2 separate regions of the Homo sapiens genome follow, and region 1 is linked to region 2. Evidence: chromatin loops called from intact Hi-C (ENCODE). Cell type or tissue: endothelial cell of umbilical vein. All regions are shown on one strand.

Region 1 (8,000 bases), 300 kb before region 2:
CTTTGTTTACCTAATCAAGCCTGGGCAATGGCAGGCGCCCCTCCCCCAGCCTCGCTGCTGCCTTGCAGTTTGATCTCAGACTGCTGTGCTAGCAATCAGCGAGACTCCGTGGGCATAGTACCCTCCAAGCCAGGTGCAGGATATAATCTCTTGGTGTCCCATTTTTTAAGCCAGTTGGAAAAGTGCAGTATTAGGGTGGGAGTGACCTGATTTTCCAGGTGCCATCTGTCACCCCTTTCTTTGAGTAGGAAAGGGATCTCCCTGACCCATTGTGCTTCCCGAGTGAGGCAATGCCTCGCCCTGCTTTAGCTCGTGCCCGGTGTGCTGCACCCACTGTCCTGCACCCACTGTCTGGCACTCCCTAGTGAGATGAACCCGGTACCTCAGATGGAAATGCAGAAATCACCTGTCTTCTGCATTGCTCACACTGGGAGATGTAGACTGGAGCTGTTCCTATTTGGCCACCTTGGCTCCCCCCCCGCTGACCTCTGTCTTGATGACCTGTCTAGTGCTGTCAGTGGACTTTTGAAATCCCCCACTATTATCGTCTTGCTATCTATCTCATTTTTAAGGTCTGGTAGTAATTGTTTTATAAATGTGGAAGATCCAGTGTTAGGTGCATATGTATTTAGGATTGTTATATTTCCCTGTTGGTCAAGGCCTTTTATTATTATGTAATGTCCCTGTTTGTCTTTTTAAACTGCTCTTGATTTAAAGTTTGTTTTCTCAGTTACAAGAATAGCTACACCTGCTTGCTTTTGGTGTCTATTTGCATAGAATATCTTTTTCCATGCCTTTACCTTAAGTTTATGTGAGTCCTTATGTGTTAGGTGAGTCTCTTGAAGGCAGCAGATACTTGCTTGGTGAATTCTTATTCATTCTGCAATTCTGTATCTTTGAAGTGGAACATTTAGGCCATTTATATTCAATGTTAGTATTGAGATGTGAGATACTATTCCATTCATTGTATTATTTGTTGCCTGTATACCTTTTTTATATTGTATTTTAATTTTATGGGTTCTGTGAGATTTATGCTTTAAAGTGGTTTTGTTTTGATGTGTTTCCAGGATTGTTTCAAGATTTCAGTCTCCCCTTAGTAGTTCTTGTAGTGCTGTCTTGGTATTGGCAAATTCTCTCAGCTTTTGTTTGTCTAAAAAACACTGTGTCTTTTCTTCAATTATGAATCTTAGTTTTGCTGGATACAAAATTCTTGGCTTGTAATTGTTTTGTTTAATGAGGCTGAAGATAGGGCCCCAATTCCTTCTAGCTCGTAGAGTTTCTGCTGAGAAATTTTCTGTTAATCTGTTTTCCTTTATAGGTTACCTTGTACTTTTGCCTCACAACTCTTAAGATTCTTACCTTTGTCTTGACCTCAGATAACCTGAGGACAATTTGCCTAGGCAATGATCTTTTTGAGATGAATTTCCCAGGTGTTCTTTGAGCTTCTTGTATTTGGATGTCTAGGTCTGTAGCAATGCCAGGGATGTTTTACTTGAATATTCCCCCAAATATGTTTTCCAAACTTTTAGGTTTCTCTTCTTCCTGAGGAACTCCAATTATTCTTAGGTTGAGTTGTTTAAGATAATCCCAAACTTCTTGGAAGCTTTGTTCATTTAAAAATTTTTCTTCTTTGTCCTTGTTGGATTGAATTAAAGCAAAACCTTGTCTTTGAGCTCCGAAGTTCCTTCCTCTGCTTGTTCTATTTTATTGCTGACACCTTCTAGTACATTTTGCATTTCCCTAAGTGTGTCCTTTATTTCCTGAAGTTGTCATTATTTTTATTTATGCTATCTATTTCACTGAAGATTTCTCCCCTCATATGTTGTATCTTTTTTTTTTTTTTTTTGACACAGTCTCACTTTGTCACCCAGGCCAGAGTGCAGTGACATGATCTCGGCTCATTGCAACCTTTGCTCCCCAGTTCAAGCAATTCTCTTGCCTCAGCCTCCTGAGTAGCTGGGACTACAGGCACCCACGACCATGCCTGGCGATTTTTTTTTTTTATTGCATTTTTAGTAGAGACAGGGTTTCACCATGTTGGCCAGGCTGGTCTCGAACTCCTGACCTCAGGTGATCTGCCCACCTTGGCCTCCCAAAGTGTTGGGATTACAGTTATAAGCTACCACACCTGGCCTTGTTGTATCTTTTTATTTTTATTTTTTTAAATTGGATGTCACCTTTCTCTGGTGCCTCATTGATTAGCTTAATAATCAACTTTCTTAAATTGTTTTCAGGCAATTCAGGGATTTCTTGGTTTGTATCCATTGCTGGTGAGCTAGTGTAATGTTTTTGGGGGTGTTAAACAACCTTGTTTTGTTATATTTCCAGATTTTTTTTTTAATTTCTTCTCATTTGGTTAAGTCTATGTCTGAGGGAAGATCTGGGACTCAAGGCTGCTGTTCAGATTTTTTTTGTCTCATGTGGTATTCCTTTTATGTAGTACTCTCCTCTTTTTCCTGGGGATGTGGCTTCCTGAGAGCTGAACTGTAGTGATCGTTATTTCTCTTCTGGGTCTAGCCACCCAGCAGAGCTACCAGGCTCCAGGTTGGTACTGGGGGTTGTCTTCCCAGAGTCCTGTGATGTATACTATCTTTACTATCTTCAGGTCTCTCATCCAGGGATACCAGCACCTGCTGCTGTGGGGATGGCAGGAGAGTTAAATGGACTCTGTGAGGGTCTTTAATTGTGGTTGTTTGATGCACTGGTTTTGTGCTGGTTGGCCTCCTGCCACGAGGTGACACTTTAAAGAGATATGGAGGATCAGGTGGTAGGTGGGGCCCTAGTGCTCCCAAGAGAATATGCCCTTTGTCTTCAGCTACCAAGGTGGGTAGGGAAGGACCATCTAGTGGGGCAGGGTTAGGTGTGTCTGAGGTGAGACTCTCCTTGGGTGGAGCTTGCTGTGGCTGCTATGGCAGATGGGGGTGTGATTCCCAGTCAATGAGTTATTTTCCCAGGAGGATTATGGCTGCCTCTGCTTTGTCATGCAGGTTATCAAGGAAGTTGGGGAAGCTGGCAGTTAGAGGCCTCACCCAGCTCCCACGCAACCAAAAAGGCTAGTCTCACTCCCACCATGCCCCAATAGCACTGAGTTTGTTTCCAGGCAGTGGGGCGTGCTGGGCTGAGAACTTGCTCCAGGCTACTACTAGCCTTCAGGCTGAGAAAAAAGCAGGGCTCCCTGCCTTTGAGTCTGCACACGAGTTTCACGTCATCCCCCAAGTTCTGGCCAGGAGACTTTGGGTTCAGTTGGAACTGTTACAAAGTTCAGCTGGAGGTTTCCTTCTACTGTGATCTTTTCCCAGTTCCTCTGGCTACTGTGATCTTTTCCCAGTTCCTCTGGCAGCCCTCCTCAAGGAACACTGTGAGACAAGTCAGACATAGCTTCCCTGGGGACCCAGAGAGCCCACAGGGCTTTTCCTGCTTCTCCTCTACCCCTGTATTTCACTCGGCTCTATAAATTTACTCAGCTCAAGGCAAGGTGAAATCCTTCTCCCGTGATCTAGACCTTCAGGTTACTCTGTAAGGGTATGTGTTCAGGGGTACATGATCCCCCTTTCTCACTTTCACAGTTTGGGCACTCACAGTATTTGAGCTGTCTCCTGGGTCTTGCAGGAGCAATTCACTTCCTTCTCATATTTCATTCTTTTTCATCCTCTGGTAGTGTGTTTTGACATATCACGTCTTTGAGCTTACTAATTCTTTCTTCTGTTTGATCAACTCTGTTATTGACACACATGCATTTTTCATTCTGTCAATTGAATTTTTCAGCTCTAAGATATCTGTTTGATGTTTTAAAATGATTTCAGCTTCTATGGTAAAATCTCTGATGGAATTCTGAATACCTTCTATGTGTTATCTTGCAGTTCATTGAGCTTCCACAAAATAGCTATTTTGAATTCTGCCTCTGAGAGGTTCTATATCTCTGGCACTTCAGGATTGGTTTCTAGTGTCTTATTTAGTTCATTTAGTGATATCATGTCTCCTGGATGTTCTTAATGCTTGTGGATATTCTTCAGTATCTGGGCATTGAAGAGTTATGTATTTATTTCAGTCTTTGCAGTCTGGCCTTGTTCATACTGAATCTTCTGGAAATGGTTTTCCAAGAATTCAGAGGATACAGTATTAAGTGACCTAAGCCTGTGGTGACTGTAGCGATTTCAGCACTAGGTGGCAGCCTGAGCCCTGGTATGCTGCAACTCTTGCATTCTCCTAGATACACAGCCTTTGTGGACTTGGAAAAGATAAGAGAGAATTCCCTGGTTTTCCAAGCAAAGTCTCTTGCTCTGTTACCTCTCTTTCTGCTAATCAGATGGAATCTCTCTGTGCTGGGCTGCCTGGAGTTGGGGGAGAGGTGACACAGGCACTCCTATGACCACTGCACCTGTCACCGTGCTGGGTTGCACTTGAAGCCCAGGGCTTTCCAGACCGACACTAGTACTGGACCTCACCAAAGGCCCACAGCTGCCACTGTTTGGCTACTGCTAATGTTTATTCAGTGTCCAAATACATTTTAGTCTGTAGATGGCGAATCCAGCCAGAACTTGTTCTATCCCACCAGGGCAGCAGATTGCCTTCTTCGTCAGGGTGGGTTTAATAATGATGTACAGGAACAAAATTCTGGAATTGGAAGCTTCAGTATTTGATCTGGTGCTTTATTTTACTGTGGCTGAGCTGATACCCAGTTGCAAGACCAAGTCCCTTGTACTTTTATTTCTCCTTTGCCCAAGTGGAAAGAGTCTTTCTCTGAGCTGCACTATGTGGAATTGGGAGAGGGATCACACAGGTCCTCCACACCAACTGCAGCTGGTGTCCTGCTGAATCTCAATTCCATTCCACAGCATCTGAGACCAGCAGAATGCACCCAATGACTGTAGTCATGATGGCCTGGTTACCACTCAAATTTTCGAGGCCCTGAGCTACTTTAGTCAGGCAATGGCAAATTGGGCCAGGACCTGGGTTTCTCCTACTGGAGTATCAGATTCCCTTCTGGTCCAGGGCTGGTCTAAATGCTCCCTCCATGGGCACCAGTAGAAGTCTGCCTGGTGTTGCATTCCACTGTGACAAGGTGGCACTGGGTTCCCATGCAATCTCCACACTGACTGCACTCTTTCTCTCCCAACACACAGATTCTTCTGGCTGCCCTGTTTTAGATTGGGAGAGGGGTCATGTAGACAATGTGAGACTGTCCTTTCTATCCTCTTGAATGCATTTTTTCTTATATTTATGTTAAAACCAAGTACTGTGATCAATCACCTGACGTTTTGGTTCTTACAAAGGTATTTTTTGCATGAATACTTGTTTATTTTGGTGTTCCGCAGGGGGTAGGAGGATAATTGCTGGAGGATTCTACTAAGCCAATTTGCTCAGTTTAATTTTTATTTTTTATTTTTTATTTTTTCTCTTGAACTTCTTTCTTTCTTTTTTATATTATACTTTAAGTTTTAGGGTACATGTGCACAATGTGCAGGTTTGTTACATATTTATACAAGTGCCATGTTGGTGTGCTGCACCCATTAACTCATCATTTAACATTAGGTATATCTCCTAATGCTATCCTTCCCCTCTCTCCCACCCCACAACAGGCCCCGGTGTGTGATCTTCCCCTTCCTGTGTCCAAGTGTTCTCATTGCTCAATTCGCACCAATGAGTGAGAACATGCGGTCTTTGGTTTTCTGTCCCTGCGATAGTTTGCTGAGAATGATGGTTTCCAGCTTCATCCATGTCCCTACAAAGGACATGAACTCATCATTTTTTATGGCTGCATAGTATTCCATGGCGTATATGTGCCACATTTTCTTAATCCAGTCTATCATTGTTGGACATTTGGGTTGGTTCCAAGTCTTCGCTATTGTGAATAGTGCCACAATTAACATACGTGTGCATGTGTCTTTATAGAAGCATGATTTATAATCCTTTGGGTATATACCCAGTAATGGGTGGCTGTGTCAAATGGTATTTCTAGTTCGAGATCCCTGAGGAATCGCCACACTGACTTCCACAATGGTTGGACTAGTTTACAATCCCACCAACAGTGTAAAAGTGTTCCTATTTGTCCACATCCTCTCCAGCACCTGTTGTTTCCTGACTTTTTAATGATCACCATTCTAACTGGTGTGAGATGGTATCTCACTGTGGTTTTGATTTGCATTTCTCTGGTGGCCAGTCATGATGAGCACTTTTTAATGTGTCTGTTGGCTGCATAAATGTCTTCTTTTGAGAAGTGTCTGTTCATATCCTTTGCCCACTTTTTGATGGGGTTGTTTTTTTCTTGTAAATTTGTTTGAGTTCATTGTAGATTCTGGATATTAGCCCTTTGTCAGATGAGTAGATTGCAAAAATTTTCTCCCATTCTGCAGGTTGCCTATTCACTCTGATGGTGGTTTCTTTTGCTGTGCAGAAGCTCTTTAGTTTAATTAGATCCCATTTGTCAATTTTGGCTTTTGTTGCCATTGCTTTTGGCGTTTTAGACATGAAGTCTTTGCCCATGCCATGTCCTGAATGGTATTGCCTAGGTTTTCTTCTAGGATTTTTATGGTTTTAGGTCTAACATGTAAGTCTTTAATCCATCTTGAATTAATTTTCGTATAAGGTGTAAGGGATCCAGTTTCAGCTTTCTACATATGGCTAGCCAGTTTTCACAGTACCATTTATTAAATAGAGAATCCATTCCCCATTTCTTGTTTTTGTCAGGTTTGTCAAAGATCAGATAGTTGTAGATGTGTGGCATTATTTCTGAGGGCTCTGTTCTGTTCCATTTGTCTATATCTCTGTTTTGGTACCAGTACCATGCTGTTTTGGTTACTGTAGCCTTGTAGTATAGTTTGAAGTCAGGTAGCATGATGCCTCCAGCTTTGTTCTTTTGGCTTAGGATTGACTTGGCTATGCGGGCTGTTTTTTGGTTCCATATGAACTTTAAAGTAGTTTTTTCCAATTCTATGAAGAAAGTCATTGGTAGCTTGATGGGGATGGCATTGAATCTATAAATTACCTTGGGCATTATGGCCATTTTCATGATATTGATTCTTCCTACCCATGAGCATGGAATGTTCTTCCATTTGTTTGTATCCTCTTTTATTTCATTGAGCAGTGGTTTGTAGTTCTCCTTGAAGAGGTCCTTCACATCCCTTGTAAGTTGGATTCCTAGGTATTTTATTCTCTTTGAAGCAATTGTGAATGGGAGTTCACTCATGATTTGGCTCTGTTTGTCTGTTGTTGGTGTATAAAAATGCTTGTGATTTTTGTACATTGATTTTGTATCCTGAGACTTTGCTGAAGTTGCTTATCAGTTTAAGGAGATTTTGGGCTGAGACAATGGGATTTTCTAGATATACAATGATGTGATCTGCAAACAGGGACAATTTGACTTCCTCTTTTCCTAAATGAATGCCCTTTATTTCCTTCTCCTGCCTCATTGTTCTGGCCAGAACTTCCAACACTAGTTGAATAGGAGTGGTGAGAGAGGGCATCCCTGTCTTGTTCCAGTTTTCAAAGGGAATGCTTCCAGTTTTTGCCCATGCAGTATGATATTGACTGTGGGTTTGTCATAGATAGCTCTTATTATTTTGAGATACGTCCCATCAATACCAAATTTATTGAGAATTTTTAGCATGAAGCATTGCTGAATTTTGTCAAAGGCCTTTTCTGCATCTATTGAGATAATCATGTGGTTTTTGTCGTTGGTGCTGTTTATATGCTGGATTACGTTTATTGATTTTTGTATGTTGAACCACCCTTGAATCCCAGGGATGAAGCCCACTTGATCATGGTGGATAAGCCTTTTGATGTGCTGTTGGCTTCGGTTTGCCAGTATTTTATTGAGGATTTTTGCATCAATGTTCATTAGGGATATTGTTCTAAAATTATCTTTTTTGTTGTTGTATCTCTGCCAGGCTTTGGTATCAGGATGATGCTGGCCTCATAAAATGAGTTAGGGAGGATTGCCTCTTTTTCTATTGATTGGAATTGTTTCAAAAGGAATGGTATCAGCTCCTCCTTGAACCTCT
Region 2 (8,000 bases):
ATGATACCATTTATTGGAGACATGTATATGTTTATATTGATATTAATGTAGGTAATATCAATATCTCTGCTTTACTTCGTAGTATTAGTTATATGTGTTTTCCTTGTTTTATCTATTCCTAGAATTGTTCTGAGTTTTACATGTTTCATCTCATTTTATCTTACAGCAGCCCTATAAAAAGGAGAAATTATTAGTGTCCTCATTTTACAGATGAAGGAATTTAGACACAAAAATCTTTAGGAAACATTTCCAAAGTCACATAGCTAAGATAATATACGAACTGGGACTTTAACCCAGGCCCTATGATTTCAGAGGAAGTGATCTTATTTATTACACAGAAGAGGAAACAGGAGGCTGAACAGGGTCTCTCAGCTATGAAGTGAAGTGATAAGGATTCAAACCCAGGTCTGTCTGACTCCAAATCCTATTGCTTCTAATTAACTCTCTTCCCTTGTTCTTCTGCCTCACTTAGTGCTCAGTGAAGCAAAGTACCTTCTCCTACTTTGCTCCATTGACACTCTACAATGAGAATAAATTTATTAAGCATGTATTGTGAACTATACTGTATGCACTGGTGTTAGATGAATCAGATACATTCCATGCTCTCAGGGAGCTCCTAGCTTAGTACAAGAGACAAACAAATGTTAACAGAGAATTTCAGTAGAAGAAAACAAAGGAAGGCTTTCTGGAATAGGTGACCCCTGATCTGGGTCCTGAAGGAGAACTAGAAATTAATCAGAGGAAGGATGTTGAGTAAGTATTACAATGGTCCACGCAGTACGAACCCCATGAGCAATAGAACAGAAAAACACACAGGAACACTGTGGACAGAGGGTATAAACACTACACTAACTGGAGAGAGTAAGTTTTTAATAGAGGAGTGAGAGGAGGAGCATGAGTTTGAAAAGGTAAGCATGTCATGGAGAACATTCACAGCCATGCTAAAAACTGCAAAAAAAATTTATTTGTCTTGGCACCCTGCCCCATCCTGCTTTCTTTGCATAATGTCACTGGAATAACACAGTAATGAAAGAGAATAATCTAGCCTGCAGATTCTTTGAATATTTGATTAGCCTATGCTATTTCCTGATAACATGCAATCAACAATGTTTCATATCATTGTATCTCAAAGAAGTTATTTACAGTTTTCTTCCACTTTAGTCCTACCACGATTATCAACATAACACCTATATGTCATAATAATTGGGAGAGGTGATTACCAGGACAGATGGAAGGAAACAGCTTACAAAAGTGGCCTTTCACTGGCTTTCTCCCCTCTCCCCACTTTAGGTGTCTGTACTCAAAGATCTCTTGGACCATTTATATCCTGAGATGAACAGCATTGGCCATACAGCATTTTAAAGATCTCATCTGAGAAACCCATTGATATTGGTGCCAGGAATGCTAAGCAGATCTTTTGTGACCTCTTCAGCATCCAGCATTAGAGTGAAACTCAAGATTTATATGTCAGGTTTGGCAAAATCATAACATGCCACTCTCAAGAGTCCCTCTTGTACCCATGCCAGTCATTAACAATTGATCACAGCATTCTTTTTCTCTGAGAACAAACTTGACTTTGTGATATTTAAACAGAGTGGGCTTGGTCACCTCCCCAATTGATAAGCTAGACACACAAAATGAAATGTTCATGTAGTCTAAGCAAAGATTCTACTTAACAAAATAATCTGCTATATTGTTAGCTCTTCAAAGGCTGTGGTCTGTTTCTATCTTGTTCACCTATGTAATCCGCATTGACTAGGACATTGCATTGTTGCACAAAATGCATAATTATTTTTTGTTAAACTAACAAATACATAATTAAAAATATAAATAAGAATGAACATCCCAGAATAACAGAGTAAGAAGCTCAGCAAATTCTCTCTCAAGCAAACCAGCAATAAAACTGGAAAAATTACTGGAAACAACCATTTCAAGTGTGAAAAATGATCAAATGGCATAAAGCAAATTCAGGAGCATTTATTCAAGAAAAATTAGTGATTCCTAATAAGAAAAGTTGGAGTCTATGATATTTAAGCTGGGATCTGTTTTCCCCTCCGCTTCTCAGATACAGCTTTGAGGTACAAAACTTTCACACTGGGTAGGGCAAGGCAGACCTTAAAGACTGACAACTCCCATTCTTTCCAGACCCATGTTACACAGCATCTGTTGTGGGCAAGTAGAGAATACTGCTACATCCAACAGCTTCCATTACCTGTGGCACCTTATTGTGGAAGTTCTAAACAAGGTCATGGCTGGTCATAAGAACTTGCAGCTCTTCAACCCTGCCCAAGAGAGGCTGATTTTACATGAAGCAGAATATGGAAGATCTTAGATACAAAAAATTCCCTGAAAGCTAAAATTTCAGTGATACTAACAAAATTCACAGCAACGTACCCCAGAGGTAGAGAAAAATCAGAATCAAGAGTTGATAAAATATATTAACTAAAGCATCTAGTTTTCAACAAAAATTTATGAGGCATACAAGTAAAAAAGGAAAATGAGACCCACAAACAACAATGCCCACCTCTGCCACTTGTAGCCAGCAGGCCATGCCTGCTAGAGCTTCCAGCCCAGCAGTTCCTCTTCTTTCTGAACTCTGCCAGTGGACACAGCCTCCTGTTATCCAGGGAAACAGAAAAACTGCAGGATAGGTGATTCCACAACCCCCACCACCACTCATAGCCAGGCAGCTAGAACTTCCAGCCCAGCAGTCCCACTTCTGTCTGAACTCTGATGGCAGGAACAGCCTCTAGAATATAACCCAACAGCAGGTCAGGCAACTGCACCCAAACCCGCCACTCATAGCCAGGAAATCCATGTCTGATAGAGCTTCCAGCCCAGCATTCCCACATCTGCCTGAACTCTGTGTGTGGCCACAACTTCTTGAACCCCCGGAAAGCACCTAGACAGGGGATTAAGTGACCCCACCCCATCCCACAGCTCTTAGATGATCAGGACTTGGTGGTGGCCAAGCAAGGGTGAGCCCTCGTTCTCAGATCACTGAGAGAAGTGGAGATACCCAGGTTCATGGGCTGGCAGAGGATTGGGGTGTGCCTTGTTCCACAGGGCCAGCCTGGCAAGGATATGACCTGTCTACTAAATGTGGTCCCTGCCTGAGGGAGCCCATGGACCAGAACACCTAACAAAAGAAGTGAGGGCATGGAACCAGTGATCGAAGGGGGCTCCTCCAAAGCCCAGGAGCCATCTAGGTGAGCGAGTCACCTCTCTCCCCCACACCACAGAGGACTACTGTCATCTTGGCCAGAACACCGAAGAGCCCTGAAAGAGAGTAGGAAGAGCCTATCTGCCTGCTAGCACTCTTAAGCGCCACCTGCTGGATCTCAGGTCAAAATGCAAACCTAAAATATTTTGCAAGTATGTATCACCTGTGAAAACTAAGGAAAAGATCCAGCCAGAAATAAACATTCTGTACAAAGTCATGACCCTTTGAAATATACCCAGAAACAAAGCCAGCTGACTATCCTCAACTTATCTCACGGGTGAAGAAACATCAACCCTTACACATGAGAAAGAATGAATCCAAGAACTGGCAACTCAAAAAGCCAGTGTTTGCCCTTACCTATAAACGTACACATTAGCCTCCCAGAAATGGTTCTTAACCAGAGTGAGCTGACTGTGGACATAGAATTCAGAAGCTGGATGACAAGGAAGCTCAGTGAGAATGAGGAGAAAGTTGAAACATAATCCAAGGAATCCAATAAAACAATTCAGTAGCTGAAAGATAAAATATCCATTTTAAGAAAGAACCAAATTAAATTTTTGGAACTGAAAAATTTACTTCCAGATCTCCACAATAGAATCTGAAGCATCAGCAGCAGAAAAATTAAGATGAAGAAAGAATCTCTGAGCTGGAAGACCAGCTTATACAATCAACTCAGTCAGACAAAAATAAAGAAAAAAGAATTTTTGAAAATGAAAAAATCCTTTGAGAAATATGGGATTATGTAAAGATACCAAATGTATGACTCATGGTGTTTTCAAAAGAAAAGGAGAGAGAGTAACTTGTAAAACATATTTGAGGATATAGTCCATGAAAATTTCCCCAAACGTCCCAGGGAGGAGGACATACAAATTCAATAAATACACAAACCCCCTGTAGATACTACACAAGATGACAAACCGGAAGGTACATAGTCATCAGATTCACCAAGATCAACTCAAAAGAAAAACTCTTAAAAGTAGCTAAAGAGAAAAATCAGGTTACCTACAAAGTAAACCCCACCAGACTCTCTGTAAGAACTCTCTGTAAGAAACCTACAAGTGAGAAGAGATTGGGGGCCTATTTTCAATATTGTTACAGTGAAGAATTTTCAACCAAGAATATCATATTCCATGAAACTAAACTTCATAAGCAAACGAGAAATAAAATTCTTCCCAGACAAGCAAGTACTAAAGGAATTTATTATTACCAGACCACCCTTACCCGAGTTCTTTAAGAGAGTGCTAAATATGAAAATAAAGGACCAAAACTTGCTACCTCAAAAATCCACTCAAGCACATGGCCCATAAACAATATAAAGCAGCTATGCAGTCAAGTCTAAAAAACAGTCAACAACATGATGACAGGATCAAAATCTCATAAATTAATACTAACCCTGAATGTAAAGGGTCTAAAAGTACCACTTAAAATGCATAGAGTGGCAAGCTAGATAAAAAGATAAAACCCAACAATCTACTGTCTTCAAGAGACCCATTTCAACTGCAATGACACCCACAAGTTCAAAGTAAAAGGATGGAGAAAGATCTATCAAGCAAATAGAAAACAACAACAACAAAAGATCAGGAGTCATTATTCTTACATTAGATTAACAAATTTTAAACCAGCAACGGTCATAAAAGACAAAGAAGGGTAATACTTAATAATAAAGAGTTCAATTCAACAGGAAGTCTTAACTATCCTAAACATATACACACCCAATGTAGAAGTACCTGGATTCATAAAGGAAGTTCTTCCTAACCAATGGAAAGATTTAGACAGCCACAAATAATAACGGGGGATTTTAACATCCCACTCACTGAGTTAGACAGATCACTGAGGCAGAAAACTAACAAAGAAATTCTGGATTGAAACTTGACATTTGATCAATTGGACCCAATCAACCTCTACAGAGTACTCCACACAACAACCACAGAATATATATTTTTCTCATCCATACACAGAACATATTCTAAGGTCCACCACATCCTTGGACATAAAGCAAATCACAATAAATTCAAAGAAATCAAAACCATACCAAGCAAACTCTCAGACCATAGTGCAATAAAAGCAGAAATCAATACCAAGATCTCTCAAAACTACCAGAAAATGGAAATTAAACAACTTTCTCCTGAATAACTCTTGGGCAAAAAACAAAATTAAGACAGTAATTAAAAATTACTTTGAAATTAATGAAATAGGAGACACAGCTTACCAAATCTTTGAGATGCAGTTAAAGCAGTGGTAAGAGACAAATTTGTAGTGCTAAACACCTTCATCAAGAGGTTAGAAAGATGTCAAATTAACAACCTAAAGACAGTCAGATAAACAAGAAAAAAGAACATCCAACTCCGAATAAAGTAGAAGAAAATAAACAACTAAATCAGAGAACTGAGCTGAATTCAGACCTAAAAGACCATACAAAACATCAATGAAAACAAGTGTTGCTCCTTCAAAAGAATAAACAAGATTGATATACCATTAGCTAAACTAACAAGGAATAATAAAAAATAAAGATCCAAATGAGCACAATGAGAAATGACAAAGATGATATTACAACTGATTCCACAGAAATAGAATAGTTCCTTAGAGACTATACAGAACACCTTTGTGAACACAAGTTAGAAAATATAGATACAATGGATAAATTCCTAGAAACACACAACCTTCCAAGATAGAATCAGGGATAAAAGTGAAGACATGAACAGATAAATAACAAGTTCAGAAATTGAATCACTAATAAAAAAACTTACCAACAAAAAAGAGCCCAGGACCATGGATTCACGGCCAAATTCTACCAGACATATAAGGAAAAACTGATACCAATCCTACTCACACTTTCCCAAGAAAATCGAAGAAGAGTCTTCTCCCTAATGCATTCTATGAATCCAGCAGCATTCTGATACAAAAATCTGGCAGAGACAAAATGTAAAGTAAAATAAAAAAAAATTCAAGTCAATATCCCTGATGAACATGGATGCAAAAATTCTCAACAAGATAATAGCAAACTAAATCCACCAGCATATCAAAAAGTTAATCCAACACAGTCATGCAAGTTTTATTTCTGGGATGCAAGGTTGATTCACCATACAGAAATCAATAAATGTGATTCACCAAATAAACAGAATCAAAAGCAAAAACTACATGATCATCTCAATAGATACACAAAAAGCCTATAATATAATCCAACATCCCTTAATGACAAAAGCCCTCAACAGATTAAGCATTAAAGTAGCATACCTAAAAATAGTAAAAGCCATCTACGACAAACCCACAGCCAACGTAATACTGAATGAGCAAAAACTGGAACGGTTCCCCTTGGGAACTGGAACAAGACAAGTATGCCCACTTTCACCACTCCTATTCAATATAGTACTGGATGTGCTAGCCAGCGCAATGAAGAAAGGGAATAAATAAAAGGCACCCAAATAAAAAGAGAGAAAATCAAACTCTCTCTCTTTACTGATATGATTCAATACCTAGAAAACCCTAAAGACTCTGCTAAGTCTCCTGGAACTGATAAATGAATTCACTAAAATTTTAATATACTAAACCAATGTACAAAAATCCTAACATTTTTATACACCAATATTGTTCTAGGTGAGAATCAAATGAAGAACAGAATTCCATTTACAATAGCCACAAAAAAAAAAAAAAGGAATACCTAGGAACCCATCTAACCAATGAGGTAAAGATCTTTACAAGCAGAACTGCAAAACACAGCTAAAAGAAATCAGAGGTAACACAAATAAATGGGAAAATATTTCATGCTCATATATTGGAAGAATCCACATAGTTAAAATGGCCATACTGCCCAAAGCAATTTACAGATTCAACACTACTCCTATCAAAATATTAATGCCATTTTTACAAAATTTGACAAAATTATTTTTAAATTCATTTGGAACAAAAAAAGAACCTCAACAGCTAAAGCAATATTAATCAAAAAGAGCCAATACAGAAGCATCACATTGCCCAACTTCCAAATGTACTATAAGGCTACAATAATCAAAACAGCATGGTACTGCTGCAAAAAAAGACACATAGACCAAGGAAACAGAATTGAGAACCCAGAAATAAACCTGCCACCTACAACCATCTGATCTTCAACAAAATGAGCAAAAGTAAGCAATGGAGGAAAGGACTCTCTATTCAATAAATGGTACTATAATAGTTTGCCTGCCGTATGCAGAAGAATGAAACTGGATCTCTACCTGTCACCATATATGAAAACTAAGTTAAAGTAGATTAAATATTTAAATGTAAGACCTCAAACTATAAAAATATTGACAGATAGCTGGGCAGGTGCCCTGTAATCCCAGCTACTCAGGAGGCTGAGGCAGGAGAATCGCTTGAACCCAGGAGGCAGAGGTTGCAGTGAATCGAGATGGCACCACTGCACTCCAACCTGGGTGACAGAGCAAGACTCCATCCAAAAAAAAACAAAAAAATCCTAGAAGAAAACCTAGGAAGATGGATGTCGAGATGGCTGAATAGGAATAGCAGCTTCAGTCTGCAGTTCCCAGTGAGATCAACGCAGAAGGGGAGTGACTTCTGCATTTGCAATTGAGGTAACCTAATCATCTCGCTGGGACTGGTTAGGCAGTGGGTGCAGACCATGGAGGGCGAGCAGAAGCAGTGTTGGGCATTGCCTTACCCGGGAAGTGCAAGGAGTGGGGGCCTCCGTTCCCTAGCCAAGGGAAGCCCTGAGAGACTGGGCTATCCAGCCCATTTACTATGCTTTCCCCACAGGTTTGCAATCCAAAGAACAGGAGATTCCCTC

What was found. Peaks named below come from ENCODE experiments on the same cell type or tissue, not always from the same donor. Only the 100,000 strongest peaks of a DNase experiment are listed, where the experiment ranks them.
Region 1: it touches region 2 in a loop (25-fold over the local background); 34 of 110 quality-filtered maps call a loop at or near these places.

What each region holds. Positions count from the first base shown.
Region 1 is chrX:57,152,439-57,160,438 of GRCh38, forward strand. It overlaps a transcript of FAAH2 not described here. Among named protein-coding and RNA genes, the nearest start is that of SPIN2A, 19 kb to the left of the region's middle. In endothelial cell of umbilical vein, a CTCF peak has its summit at 4,165 (motif pointing right); a DNase peak (open chromatin) is centred at 4,163.
Region 2 is chrX:57,450,841-57,458,840 of GRCh38, forward strand. The region is part of intron 10 of FAAH2 (fatty acid amide hydrolase 2); the gene reads left to right. Among named protein-coding and RNA genes, the nearest start is that of ZXDB, 140 kb to the right of the region's middle. RefSeq lists a silencer at 676-970 and an enhancer at 3,278-3,417. In endothelial cell of umbilical vein, a CTCF peak has its summit at 3,343 (motif pointing left); a DNase peak (open chromatin) is centred at 831; H3K27ac peaks cover 2,812 bases.